Linked DNA regions of Mus musculus: region 1 is linked to region 2. A link is a contact called in ENCODE Hi-C or POLR2A ChIA-PET data. All regions are on one chromosome and are shown on one strand. Each heading gives the region's core, a stretch centred on a gene start or an enhancer-like site at or near the end of the contact. The rest is flanking DNA. Distances are from core to core; before and after follow the strand shown.

Evidence for each region. A loop is a pair of places that touch in the nucleus more often than their neighbours do. ChIA-PET counts read pairs that join two places held with the same protein, here RNA polymerase II (POLR2A).
Region 1: a map of heart shows a loop between it and region 2 (1.8-fold over the local background). The contact joins the enhancer-like site here to the promoter of Pgrmc2 in region 2. A Hi-C loop is called at or near these places in 1 of 37 maps with a recorded cell type or tissue (heart). POLR2A ChIA-PET finds 5 or more read pairs at or near these places in 1 of 5 experiments (Patski).

What each region holds. Positions count from the first base shown.
Region 1 is chr3:41,403,090-41,410,660 of GRCm38, reverse strand. No RefSeq gene overlaps it. Among named protein-coding and RNA genes, the nearest start is that of Gm25487, 35 kb to the left of the region's middle. Within about 2 kb of position 2,045, at least 1 of the 3 ENCODE cell types and tissues checked has a DNase peak (open chromatin) inside an H3K27ac peak, as active enhancers do; it is heart, where a contact is called at or near this core.
Region 2 is chr3:41,078,078-41,084,792 of GRCm38, reverse strand. It overlaps Pgrmc2 (progesterone receptor membrane component 2), which reads left to right and starts at 1,747. Exons shown (of 3, transcript NM_027558.1): 1 at 1,747-2,198. The coding sequence starts at 1,799.

The DNA of each region.
Region 1 (7,571 bases), core at 796-3,295, 330 kb before region 2:
CCTGGCAAGAAGCAACTTAAAGAAAGAAGGGTTTTATTCTGGCTCACAGTTGAACAGGTTATCCTTCATCTTGGCTGGAGAGGAGGCTGGCAAGTCGAGTCACACTGCTTCAACCCTCAGGAAGCAGAGAGAGGTGACTGGTAGAATGAAGCTTCTCCTTACTCTTCCACCTATAAAATTCATTACCTTCACCTTTAAAATGGTTCGACCCTCCCGTGGTTAAGGAGGGTCTCCCACCTTAGTTAACTTAATCCTAGATAATCCCTCACAGGTGTGAGGAGAGGCTTGACTCCCCTGTCCTCTCCAGATGACACTCAGTGTCAACAATCAAGACCCCTATTTTGAGAGAGATCAACAAGTAAGGCTGCGGGGACCAATGGTGATTACAGTGACTCTATTACCAAGTACCAAATGCTTTGCTTCGGCTCTTCTCCCGGTTCCATAGATAAGGATTGTATGCAGGGTTGGGGTGGGGAAGCAGTAACTTCACATGACTCTTCCAAAGTCACCCCACAGAAGCAAGGGAGAGAGGGGAATCAATATGGACTGCCGCTAGACTGTCAGACCCAATTCACCCAACGTGTATCAATTTAAAGCCATAAAATCTGGGTAGGAGAAGAGTTTGCCAAAATGACAGGCTGGGTTTTTTAAATCTTCTATATCGTATTTCCTGGCCCAGCTCCTCCAAGAACTGTCCCTGTTCTGAGTTTCCGTATCCTAGAAGGAAGTCCACCTGCCAGAAAGACCGAGCCTTCACCGAGGGTGACTCTCCAAGTGCGTTAAAGGTTATTTATGTAAAAGATCATTGCATTGTGTTTTGGCATGCAAAAATTCCTCTCTCCCCAAGATACAGGAACACCCTCCAGTTATAGATCAAAACAGAAGAAGGTGTCGTTTGGGCTCTCAAACACCCGTTCCCAGCGTCTTTGGTTCAGAAAATAATTTTCTGGTTTTATGTTCCTGTGAGTGCCTCCCTCTGTTGGCTTCTCTGAATCTCAGTGATTCTTGCTTCCACACTCACCAAGGACAACCACCTCAGCATGGGGGTGGGGCAAGCCCACCCAGTCTAAGGAGTGAGGGAGGGGAAGAGCAAGCCACCTGTCACAGGGTGAGAAACTCTCCATCATGCAGAACTTTCCCACACGAGGATCACAGAGGCTCCATCTAGATCCAGGGGACCCACTGGTTGTCAGAGCCTCTATTTGACTCCCACACCCTGCAAAAATCCTCTAGGGCAGCAAGCACAGCAGGACCTGCCTTTAACAACCACCGGGTGTCAGTCAGTGGCTCTCAGGAGTGTGGGCCACACTGCTTAACTCCACCACTGACCTCATTGGGGACAGCTTTGTTTGATTTTCACAGAGCAGAACATGTAGATCTCTCCATCATAAACACACACACACACTCTCCAGAGCACAAATAAACAACCATGTACACTGGTAAATGTGTTTGCATTATTTAACCCAACCAGACGAAAACGAAGCGTGTGAACAGCCCTGCATATAAAGTACCGGGGAGTAACTTGCCTGTAATCTGTCTTGTACAACACAGCCTTTGCCACTCAAGCTACGCACGCGATCCAGACCCTGGAAATGTTCTATTTTTAGATGGGCTTTGTACACTATACTATTGACAAAGAGCGCTGTTAAATCCTCTGAATAGCAGCCAAAAAGTTGGGTGAGAACCCAGAAACCTGCCTCCTAGATCAGCATGCTAATCAAGCCAGAGCGATCTCTAAAGATCCTGTCCTTTTGTCTCAGCAGAAGTGGTCAGCAGAAGCGCAAAGGACACGGGGGCAGGGGTGGGGATGGGGGCGAAGGAGGTGATTATCCGCAGTTGTTTTACTCCTAGATAACAGGTCATTCGCCCACAATTCGGCGGATTTAAGCTGCTCTTTGTCAAAGTCACTTTCAGAAAAGATTTGACTATTTATTTACAAGGGAGGGGGTGTGACGGCAGCAGGTGCGTCATGGAAATCTCAGACGTGGTAGATTCAAAGCTGCTGGGGCCAGGTCACATGACTGCCTGCCTGCATCCTGGCACGCATATACTCCACCCCGACAAGCTTATGTCAGCCTAGCCACGTGGCCACACAGGGAGAACGGGAAGAAAATCTTAGGCAAACTGCCCATAAGAGGTGCGTGGGGAATGAGGCAATAGAGAGAAAAGGTTTGCAATACAGGAGGCGAGGGGAAGCGTTCGACACTGACATTTCTGCAACCACTGAGAAATCTGCCCTTTCCTGAGCTCGCAAGGGGCTAGGGGTAACAGACACCACTAGGCTAATTCTGGATAAAGTGGGCAAAATTATTTTTTATTGGTTAAGCACATTTTTCGCCTATTATTTTTGCTTCCACGCAAATTGCTCACTTTAAAAACTTTACTTTTTAAAAAAATAAATTTTATTTATTAGTGTACATGAAAGCGTGAGTGACTGTGTGTGCATGCGTGCATGTGTGCACAGGCACGAGTGGGCTCACATGTGTGAGCATGGCATCTGTGTGGAGATCAGAGGGCAACTTGTAGGGGGTCATTTCTCCTTTCCACGGGAGAGTTCCAGATGCTGACCTCAGATCATCCAACTTTCACCTACTAGCCACATTGCAGGCCTCAAAACGTCTTGCACTCACTTGTCCATGCGTTGTGACTGGTGTAGTGGGCCGGATGGTCTGAGACCTCCCTGGTGGCATCATACAGTTCCCTGCTTCTGCCAGTTCCTTGTAGGCCTTTTATTACTTTCTTTAAAAAAAAAAAAAAAGCAACAAGTTCTCATTTAGATCAGGCTGACCTCAAATTTACCATCTAGCTAAAGATGACATTGAACTTCTAATCTTCCTGCCTCCACCTGTCAAGGCTGGGATTACAGCCCTGAGCCACTAAAAGGGGGCATATATAGTGCTGATAGTAGGGCCCAGGACTAAATGAGTACTAGGCAAACTCTCTATATCTAATACCACAGCTGTTCCTTCAGTATTTATCGTGTTAAAGGGTCCTTGTACCTGTCACTGTCATGAGAGTCTTGTGCTCAGGTGATAAGTAACATGGAGGCTTACCATTAAGTCCCTGTGTATCAGGCTCTGTTTTAGGCTGGTTCTTCTAAAGCTGCATCCTTACCAATGGCCCACTCAGTCAGGTATCTTTCTTGCCTTCTGGGAAAGTACTGAAGCACACAGAAGGGTACTCAACCAAAGACAGTAAGCAATCAGTGATAAACTGCAAACTCACATCTGGGTTTGCTAAGCTTTCTCTATTATACCAGGCAATGTCATCTGCAAATGTGAACCTAGGCTGTATATCGCAGGACAACTGGGTTTGCTTTGATGAAACTGAATTGCATGTTGCTGACAGTTATTTTAACACCCTCAATATGTTTATTTATTAAAAAAAATAGTATTTGACAATGTTTGAAATTTCACTAGCAATACAAAGCTTGCCAGTTGCAACTTTTGTCTAACGTTTTTTGATTCATATTACACACTCTAATCCCACTCCTTTCCCCTCCGTTTGTATCTGCCCTCAGTCCTTGCAACCTCCTCAGAAAAGAAAACAAAAAAATAAAAATAAATTAAAAGAAAGGAAAGAAGAAACAAACAAACTCATTTCACTAATGAAGCTGCAGTGTGTCATGGTATCATACAGTATACAGTTTTGTCCAAATGTCTTTACTTGCAAATGTTCATTGCAATGAGTCTGGTATGATTTGAAGCCTCTGGCTTCTGCTAAACTGTCAATACTGGATCCTCACCGGGGCTCCTCTTGGATATCCTGTTGTTGCCCTCCATATCCATGGAGACCCTGCAGCTTTATCTCTGCAGGACTGGTCCCTTCATGTGCTCCAGTAGCTCATAGATGTGGTAGATGTTCGGGTGGGCCAATTCAAAGCCCTGAATGTGGGCCTGGGTGGTAGCTGAATTGGTCAGTCTGCCAGCTCTCCTGCACCCACACCCAGGGCAAGATCTCCAGCTTTGCCCCGTGCTAGCTCACCCATGTGTTGGGCTGGCTCAACCACTCTAAAGCCCTTGGAGGCAGCTCACTCACCTGCCACAGGCAGTGAGAGGCTGAAGGGAAAGCATTTATCCCCGGCCCATGCCACCACTCACGAGGGGCAGGGCTAGCTCTCCTGAACTCCCGCCCTCAGGGAATGGCTTGCTTGCTACAACTTTTAATTCTTCAATATTTTCTAACTATTCCATTTGTCCTGATCTTCCCTATGGATTCTTATGCTAACTTGGGTCGATAGGAAAAAGCACAGTGGGTGAATCCAGCTTGCTTTAGAGGTGTAGAAAGAGATGAGATAAGAATGGCATTCCTATCCTCCGCTGCTGGTGGGATTGCAAGCTTGTACAGCCACTCTGGAAATCAGTTTGGTGGTTCCTCAGAAAATTAGACATAATACTACCTGAGGAGCCAGCAATGTCACTCCTGGGCATATACCCAGAAGATGCTCCATCATGTAATAAGAACACATGCTCCACTATGTTCATAGCAACCATATTTATAATAGCCAGAAGCTGGAAAGAACCCAGATGTCCCTCAACAGAAGAATGGGATACAGAAAATGTGGTACATTTACACAATGGAGTACTACTCAGATATTAAAAACAATGATTTATGCAATTTGTAGGCAAATGGATGAATCTGAAGTATATCATCCTGAGTGAGGTAACCCAATCACAAAAGAACATACATGATATGCACTCACTGATAAGTGTATATTAGCCCAGAAGCTCAGAATACCCAAGACACAATTCACAAACCACATGAAACTCAAGAAGAAGGAAGACCATAGTGTGGATACTTCTATCCATCTTAGAAGAGGGAAACAAAACACCCATGGAAGGAGTTACAGAGACAAAGTGTGGAGTAGATACTGAAGAAATGACCATCTAGAGACTGCCCTACCTGAGGATCCATCCCATTTACAACCACCAAACCCAGACACTACTGCATATGCCAGAAAGATTTGGCTGACAGGACCCTAATATAGCTCTCTCTTGTGAGGCTCTGCCAGTGCCTCACAAAGACAGCAGTGGATGCTCACAGCCATCTATTGGACGAAGCACAGGGTCCCCAATGAAGGAGCTAGAGAAAGAACCCAAGGATCTGAAGGGGTTTGCAGCCCCATAGAAGGAACAACAATATGAACTAACCAGTACCCCCCAGAGCTCCCTGGGACTAAACCACTAATCAAAGAAAACACAGGGTGGGACTCATGGCTCTAGCTGCATATGTAGCAGAGAATGGCCTAATCGGTCATTAATGGGAGGAGAGTTCCTTGGTCTTGTGAAGATTACATGCCCCAGTATAGGGGAATGCCAGGGCCAGGAAGCAGAGAGTGAGTGGGTTGGTGGGCAGGAGGAAGGGGGAGGGGGAAGGGATATGGGGAGGATGTTTTTCAGAGGGGAAACCAGGAAAGGGGATAACATTTGAAATGTAAATAAAGAAAATATCCAATTAAAAAAAAAAAGGAATGGTGCTCCTAACTTTGAGCAGATAGGCAGCCCTGCTTTGCCTTCCAACAGGAAGTTTCAGGCCTGTGGGCACAGCTTGACTGACAGCAATCATTGGAAAATGTTCTGGTGAGGTCTGGTACCTAGTAGGAAAAAGACAGATGCTCATGAGGAAATGCAAAGCAAACGGGAAGTCCTAGGAGTTTCACACAACTTATGAAATTGCTTCCCAAAGTGTGTGTCTGCTCAGTAGAGTAGCTTGCGACTCCCGTGTATCTATTTGTCCTGTCAGTGTCACCACTGATAAAGCAATGAGAAAATAATATCTGTAGATCCTAGAAAGCTCTTGGCTACAGTGGGGGCAGAAGGTAACTACTGCTTGGATTCTTTTTCACATTAATTCGTGTGTGTGTGTGTGTGTGTGTGTGTGTGTGTGTGTGCGTGTGGTGGCAGCATGTGTGTAGAGGTCAAAGAACAACTTGCAGGACATGGACTTTTCTTACAGTGTTGTTCCCAGGGATCGAACTCAGGACGTCAGGCTTCTTGATGGCCAGTGCCTTTACCTACATGCCATCTGTTTGTCCCATACATGGGTGTTCATCTGATTATTTCAATCTGTTTACATTTCTGTTTATCTGGAAAGGACCGGACCTGTCATGTCCTTCCTATCCTCATATGGCTATTAGCACTGCATCTTGCTTAATTTTACTATGACCAGCAACGTTGCTCACTGCATTGGCATTTGCTCTACCTTTTTAAAGCTACAGCAGCTGCCACTGTTGGCATCCTGACGGCCGTGGAGCTGAATCCTTCGCTGTGCTCCTGTTGTGTGTACACTTCACCTTTCAGAATGCTATTCCCAAGAGAAAGAAAAGCGGCGCTCAGCTTTCCCACGGCACACATTTTCTCTGCTCTCTCCTTGGCTCTGGAAGAGGGCACATGAAAAGCAATTTCAAGTTGTAATCAATGAGGCTTTTCATAAGCAAGAGTTTCCTTTATCTACAGAGGATTTGCTTGCAGTAACTTACAGTGAGACCAGCCTGCAGGGTCAGTGCGTGGACTCACTCTTCCACTGCCTACGTATTTACCATCAGATTTGAATATTTTATTATCAGGAGCTGGGTCTGAGTGAACAAGCAATGATCTTTATATTTTATAGGGCCAAGTCTAAAAACTTTAAATATTCATATTATGTTTAGATAAATGCTAAGTAGGGGTTACGTGAAGAATCTTCCAGTCAAATTAACTCCGCAATAATGTACCTGTAAGCATGGCTCTTAATTGGACACGAGCAGAGCCAGCACTTTTTGAGGTCAGCAAATTGGGAGAAGCATCTTTGTTTGATCTAGTGAGGAGACGGAGCTGTGGGGTGAAGTTCTGCCCAAACAATGAGGAAACACCTGCTGTTCCTGTCTTGATTTAAATGTCTCTGGGTGGCATATATGGCAAACTTCAGAAACAATACTTTATGTGTTTCATATGCAAGCACGAAAAAAATTGTTACTGCACTGGCACCAGGCTCCGTCCAAAAGCATGCCATGTGTATGCTGTTCAACGATTTAAAAAGCTCACCTCTCCGGAAGGAAGAAGTAGGGTAGCATGAGTGACTAAAATCTAGAATCACAGAGCCAGTCCCGAGGTCTGTGAAACGGTGCCACTGTGAGCCTGTGTGGCCCATGCTGGAGGATAACTCTCCAGCCCTATGAGGTCCCCAGCCGCCATCTCTAAGTTATAGGCTATCAGATTTTACCTTCAGTCATGATACCGTGGGAGGTGCATGTGAAACAGGTAGGGGGGTTTGTCATGGGACAGCAGAGACAATTTGATTGGCAGAAAACTGAGAGGTTCAGCTAGGAAAAAATTTACATGGTGGGGCTGGAACAGCGGCTGTTCTTCCAGAGGACCTGGGTTCAGTTCCTAGCATTTATACCTGGGTTCAGTTCCTAGCATTTATACCTGGGTTCAGTTCCTAGCATTTATACCTGGGTTCAGTTCCTAGCATTTATACCTGGGTTCAGTTCCTAGCATTTATATGGTGGTTGATAAGTAACCACCCGTAACTGCAGCTCCAGGCAATCTGACCCCCTCTTCTGTCCTCCTTGGGCACCAGGCATGGATGTG
Region 2 (6,715 bases), core at 498-2,997:
TCCTTTCTTCCTACTGCCATTATTTCAACTGACAGATACTTGAGATTGCTACCACCGTTCTTTCCCAAAACCAGTTTCCATCACTGACATCTCCATTTTCTGTTAGCAAGTCCCACAGGAACTGTGACTTCTAACCCTTCTGGTGACTACTGAGGTTGGCCTGTGCCAATCTGGCTTTACTCCCGTTCTTGCAGTGTAAAGATTATATGGTCACTTACTAATTCTCAATTAAAGACAACAGCTCTGACTCAAAAAAAAAAAAATTCTCAGACTGGGATTGGCAAAATATAGCTTACAGGCTGTTTCTATACCTACTCAGGGGCTGAACCGACTTTAACGTTAAGTGATTTAAAAGTCATAATGATGGGCAAGGGAATGTGCTTGCTGGTATGCAAGTTCATGGCCATCTTCATCTACATATCAAGTGCAAAGCCAATCTGGAACACACTGAACCGTCTCAAAAACAAAAAGACGGTATTTCATGACAAATTCAAATTTCGGTGTCTCTAAGTACATTTTTAATAGAAACACTATCATGCTCATTCTCTATTATTTATGTAACAGTTGGGACAGAGAGACCTTATGGCCCACAGCACCTAAATATATAATCCATTACAGAAAAAAATTTCAGCACCTTCCCCCCCCCCCCCCCCAAAAAAAAGCCACGATGAGTCTTATGTACAATGGCTGGTTTCCCATCCTTTCGAGTGTTAAAACCTCTCTAGGGAAGTTATGATCACCAGTACCGTTAGTGGGTAGGGCTCTCCTGTCCATTGACACTAAAGACAGTTACCTAAAAACTAATAGCAGCCAGAAAAGCCCATCCCTACTTTTCTATACTGTTCACGCCAAAGCCTGAGTCAGCTCCTTTCTGAGTCAGCTCCTTTATGCCGGGTAGCTCACCCCTAGGCTGCCACCATTCGTCTATACCTGTCCCCCACCCCCGGTTGTTCAAAGTTATAAGGAACTGGCCATTCCCTGGATGCATCTTCCTTCCTCACAAGCAGAGTGACAGAAGCCTGTCAAACTAGCTGAGGGCGCGAGATGGGTGGAATTCACACTGGAAAGCACTCTCGCAGGCCCCGAGCAAGGCTATGGAGCTAGAGCCACAGGCTGCTTTATCCGCGCACGCCCACCGCCGGGGAGCAAAGCGCAGAAGAGCTTGCGTCCGACTCCTGTTAGGAGCACTGCCCAAAAGCAGCGTGGGCCGGGACCCGAGTGTCCGGCGCTGCTAGGGCTAGTGCCCGAAGCCCAGCTTCACACGCGGCCCCGCAGCTCACGCTCTATTGCGGCCTCCGCCGTGCGTCGTCACAGACGCGAACCAGCCGTCTCAGAGAGAAGCCGCTTCTGGGCGCACGCGCGCGCAGCAGGGAGGGGTTGCTAAAAAGAGCCCAGCGCGTGGCGTCCCAGGGCCCGCGCACGCGCCCTGACGGCGCTCCGCCCATACGCGCGAGTACGCACGCGCACAGCCGGCTCGGCCCACCCCCCCCCCGCCCCACGCACACTCTATTTTTCTTCAGCCCCGCCCTTCCCTTACACTCCCCAGGCTGAAAGCGTTGGGGCTGTGAGAGCAGGGAAGTGTGGGGCGAGGTGGGCGGGGCGTTGCCCGCGCGCGCTGCCAGCCAGAGCCCGAGCTGCGAGAGCGAAGCCAGACAACGTTACCCAGCCAACAGCCAATAAGCAGCCGGCGCTGCCACGCCCCAGCCCCTCACGTGATTGGCTGAGCGCCGCCTGGTGGGCAGGGCCGCGGGCTTGGGGAGGGCAGGGGGCGGGAGGAGGAAGGCGCTGGCGGGCAGTGATGGCGGCGGGTGATGGGGACGTAAAGCTAAGCACCCTGGGGAGCGGCGGGGAGAGTGGCGGCGACGGGAGCCCGGGTGGCGCCGGAGCGACGGCGGCGAGGAGCAGTTGGGTGGCGGCGCTGCTGGCGACGGGCGGGGAGATGCTGCTGAACGTGGCGCTGGTGGCGCTGGTGCTGCTGGGGGCCTACCGGCTGTGGGTGCGCTGGGGGCGGCGTGGTCTGTGCTCGGGACCCGGGGCGGGCGAGGAGAGCCCGGCCGCCACGCTGCCGCGCATGAAGAAGCGGGACTTCAGCCTGGAGCAGCTGCGCCAGTACGACGGGGCGCGCACGCCGCGCATCCTGCTCGCGGTCAATGGGAAAGTCTTCGACGTGACCAAAGGCAGCAAGTTCTACGGCCCCGGTGAGGAGTGAGGGGTGTCGGGGTGGGGATCCGGGACACCCTATCCCCGCCGCGGCCCCGCTCCTGGACCGCAGCCCCGCGCACGCCCCCAGCTGCGGGCGTCGTGGGGGGCTCAGTGGCGCCCCACAGACCTGCGCTCGGCGTTCCTTGCCTTTCCCAATCCGTATCTCCTCGCAGCTTTTCCTGGGGCTGAAATTCTCAAAATTGTTAAGAGTTGTCTCTAGTCACGTTGGCGTTCAACCTTTCCTCGGAGCGTTTTGATTTCTGGGCTTTGTCGGGGCAAGAGGGCTAAAGTGGCGATCCAAAGTTTTTGGCCCAGTGTTAAGACAGCTTTCTTCTTATTCTGGGTTGTCTGTTTGACACTTGCCTACTTTTTCCCTTCTCCGGACTTGTCTGCCGAGAGTCAGGGCTAGGGACACGTAGTTTCAAGTCCCAAGCCCTGGAGCTCGGTTTCACAACCACCCCGGACTCGTTTTCATTCTTTTTCTAAAAAGTCGGTTTGGGCTCCAAGATGCTTTCCAAGATTAACAACTGTATGTAAAATGAGGACGGACCAGAACGTAAACCTTAATAAGTAAGACTGGCAAAGATATTGGCCCTGAGTGTAGGGGGTGGAGCTCATCTGCCCAGGAGGCAGGCGTGTCTCTTGTCTCCGACTCTCTCAGTCTCTCCCTCCTTCCCTCCTCTCCTTCTTTCTCTGCTAATAGTAAAATAAGTATTCAAATACCCGTTGAAAATAAATTATTGTATTTTCCCTTAGCAGAATGAGACGCCTTGGGGGGGTGAGGGGGGGCACGAACCTAGAAGCGTCGAACTTCTCGCCCCCTGCCCTGCATGTGCTGAAGGTTTTACAACTTTACTTTCAGAAAATTACGTGGAAGGTAGTTGCCGTTAGAGGCCCTTTTGCAGTGTAGTGGTAATCTATATTGCAGATTGTGCAAATAAACTTCAGACCCCGGGTATCTGTTGGTAGCCCATAAAATTGAACAACATTGTGCGGCCTGGTTATGCAGTGCTTAATATTAAACTTTAAAGACAGAAGGGGAGGGGGAGGAGAAGAGAGAGCGTGAGTTGTAAGAATGAAGCTAGAGACCAAAGTGACCCCTTATTGGAAGGTATGCATCCAACTTTTAAGCTAGGTTTCCTTTTAATTTCCTTATTGCCCCTGATTGATTTATTGACACTGAAGACGCTTCTAATTTCTATGCTCAGTTGGATGCTATTTTAGGAGTGTTTTGGTTTGTTGATTGGATTAGAGCTAAGAAACACAAATAAGCATTTGATGTTGGATCTGTTAATCTCTTTGTGTGTGTGTGTGTGTGTGTGTGTGTGTGTGTGTGTGTGTATTTCCTTCTGGATATATAAACACAAAAATCATGTCTCCTTACTTACATCAGCTCCCATGGTTAGTACTTTTTTATTTTTTTAATTTAAGAGCATGTGGAACAAGAGAATAGGACCCAAGTACCTTGTTTACATGGACCAAGTCAAATAAACTTTTAAAAGTGAAGAATTTGCACAGATTTTGTACCAAGTTACACACTTCCCTCATTGGATTGAAGTGTGTTCAGTGGTTAAAGATTGTCTAGAGTATTTGTAAAAAGACCCATTATCAGTCCTTATACATCCGGAAAGAGTCAGTTTGGCAGTCTCCATGGCAACCGCAGCAGAGGTTGAAAACTAAGAGGTGTGCTGTAGAGTGGGTCCCTGGGCTTGAGCACTGATAATAGTGAAGAACCATCCTGGAGGCCTTGGAGTGAGGCAAGCAGGCCTCTGTAAGGTCTCTGCCTTTTGGGGCTGCATAGTGAGACCCGTCTGAAAACAAGAAGAACAGAGAACCACCTCCTTGTTCTTTTATTACTGGTATCAGTAAACAATCTAATAGGACTATCTGGAAGGTTTTATTATTCGGACAAACTTAAATGGAGCCAGAACATCTCGTGATCTTACTTTGTTTTTCAGGGATAGGAAGTATTGAGGTACTTTCCAGGGGACTTGATGCCATATGTTTTGCTAGGATATAAATGTAAATTTTAAATTTGCCTGTAACTTTCATTTTATCCTCAAATAAATGCAGTAATTTTGTGGTGTTACAATTCAGCCTACAGCTCTCCTTACCTGAGAATCTTAGTAATTTGAAAAACTCAGCCAAGAGCTAGCAGGCTTACTGTTTTCTCCAACCACTGTGTATTCCATTCTGCAATGATAGGTTTTAGGATTAAGGTTTGTTCTGTGAGGGTTTTTTTTTTTTTTCTCCATAATACTGGACACATTCTCTTACAGCTGTGTATCTTTAAAGTTCCAGTTCTTAAAATTAAAATGGCAATATTTTAAATGTAGTTCATTGCCGACTGCTTGCCAGAACGCATTGACTTTGTTGTTAGTATAGTATTTTATACTCTAATAGTCAGGTACTTGGCCAGCTTGGAAAGATAGTGTGATCATGTAGGAAACTGCAGTTCCTAAGCATCTAATGATCTAATGAATGGGTTGGATCATGCATTTGTCATTTCTGCAAAGTATTTGCCTTACACATGAGTCTGAGGTTTAAGTAAGCTGGCTTGGATCACATAAATAAATCTGGGAAATCCAGATATGTTTGACCACAAAGTTTATATACTTTGTGGTAGAGAGCTTCAGGGCTGAACTTACAGAGAATCCTGTTACTGGTCTTGTCTTTTTACCCCTTTCTGATTTCTTCCCATACAGAGTTTGAACTTCAAACAAGTTTTCGTTTTCATGGCTTTTACGACGTCTTAGTTACCCAATATGGTAGCCGAAGCCACAAATGGCTAACTAAAATTAATATAGTTTAAGATGAGTTCTTCACTAACAGTCCAGATACTCAGCCGCATGGCTGCCACACTAAACCTTGGCTTCATGGTGGGCTGTACTCTAGCTTCTCCTGGAGTTCCTGAGGCCTGTGAATGTCTCCTGAGCATGTTTCATTTATTGTTTAAAATGGCACTACAGGATATTTGTATTCTCATTTTACATTTGTAAAAACTGAAACTTGGAGATTTTGTCCCAAAGTACCTACCTGCTAAGTAGCCACACTACAACTCAAAGCCAAGTTCACCATGTTTCACAGGTCATACCTTCTCATTGTCACGTTACCCATCCAGCCCATTCTCACATTCAGAACAGGTTTTGACTGTTTTTTTTTTTAATTTATTTTTTATTAGGTATTTTCCTCGTTTACATTTTCAATGCTATCCCAAAAGTCCCCCATACCCACCCACCCCCAATCCCCTACCCACCCACTGCCCCTTTTTGGCCCTGGTGTTCCCCTGTACTGGGGCATATAGGTTTTGACTGTTTTAATGGTGTAATCGTAGATCATTATATGACTACAGTAGCACTTTGTGAGTCTTATTTTTTGGAATGCCAAAAAAAGCATATACTTGGGCTATTTGATATTTTTTCCCTTATTCCTCCTGTTTGTCAATATGTGCCAAAGCCAACGACAACTTACCTCTTAATTTCCACTGAAAAGGGGAAGGTCACACAAGCAGCCCCTTTGGGCTGCCTAATAGGAAGCCGAGGAAAGGAGCTTGGGAACCCAAACCCTTCCTCCTTTTAATCTTGTCTTTAATATGTTTCTTTTTCTTTAACATTTTAATTTATAAACCTGCAGTTTAAGCAAGAGTTGCAACATAAAGGCTAAGCTAAGCCTGACCTGCTGCTGCATGGATAGCTCAGAGTTGTCACAATCCAGCTGCCATTACAATTTCTTGCTTTGGAGCCAACTAGGTTTGTTGTTGAACTAGTTACCGCATGCATCTTATTAGCTACCAGTAGGTAAAGGGACCTGCTTTCTGAAGGAGCTAAGCATAGTAGCTCACCCCTGCTATACCAGATCTCTTGAGGCAGGGGCAGGAGAATGGCCATTATTTAGAATAACCTAGCTACATAGTTACACTCCAGGCTAGCCATGCTGTCATTTCCTCAGCTTTACTTGACAGAAAGCAAAGTTGAGAAGAGTTGTATATGGTGCAGATCATTTCCGTAGTACCTCCTTAGTTGCATTCAGTATCAGATGCATTGTTTTTATTGTTTTAGGGAACTATATTGTGTTAAATACTAAAATGTTGCGATAACAGAAGGTGGTGATTGGGATTAGAAGTAAGGAACAGCCGGGCGGTGGTGACGCACGCCTTTAATCCCAGCACTTGGGAGGAAGAGGCAGGCAGATTTCTGAATTCAAGGCCAGCCTGGTCTACAGAGTGAGTTCCAGGTCAGCCAGGGCTACACAGAGAAACCCTGTATCGAAGAAAAAAAAAAAAAAAGAAGAAGAAGAAGAAGTAAGGAACAGAACTAGTCACACGTACTGAACTAACAGTTCATGGTTTCCAAGGTCCTTTGGACAGTCTGAAGTAGACATTCCTCCCCATGAGCCCATGGTGGATGTCACTGTAATTCTTGGTGTCTTTCTCACCCTTTTCAAGAGCTTTCATAGGCTTCAGCTCCATCTTTAACTACTGAGAAGGAGCATCTTAGATTTTACTACAAGACTT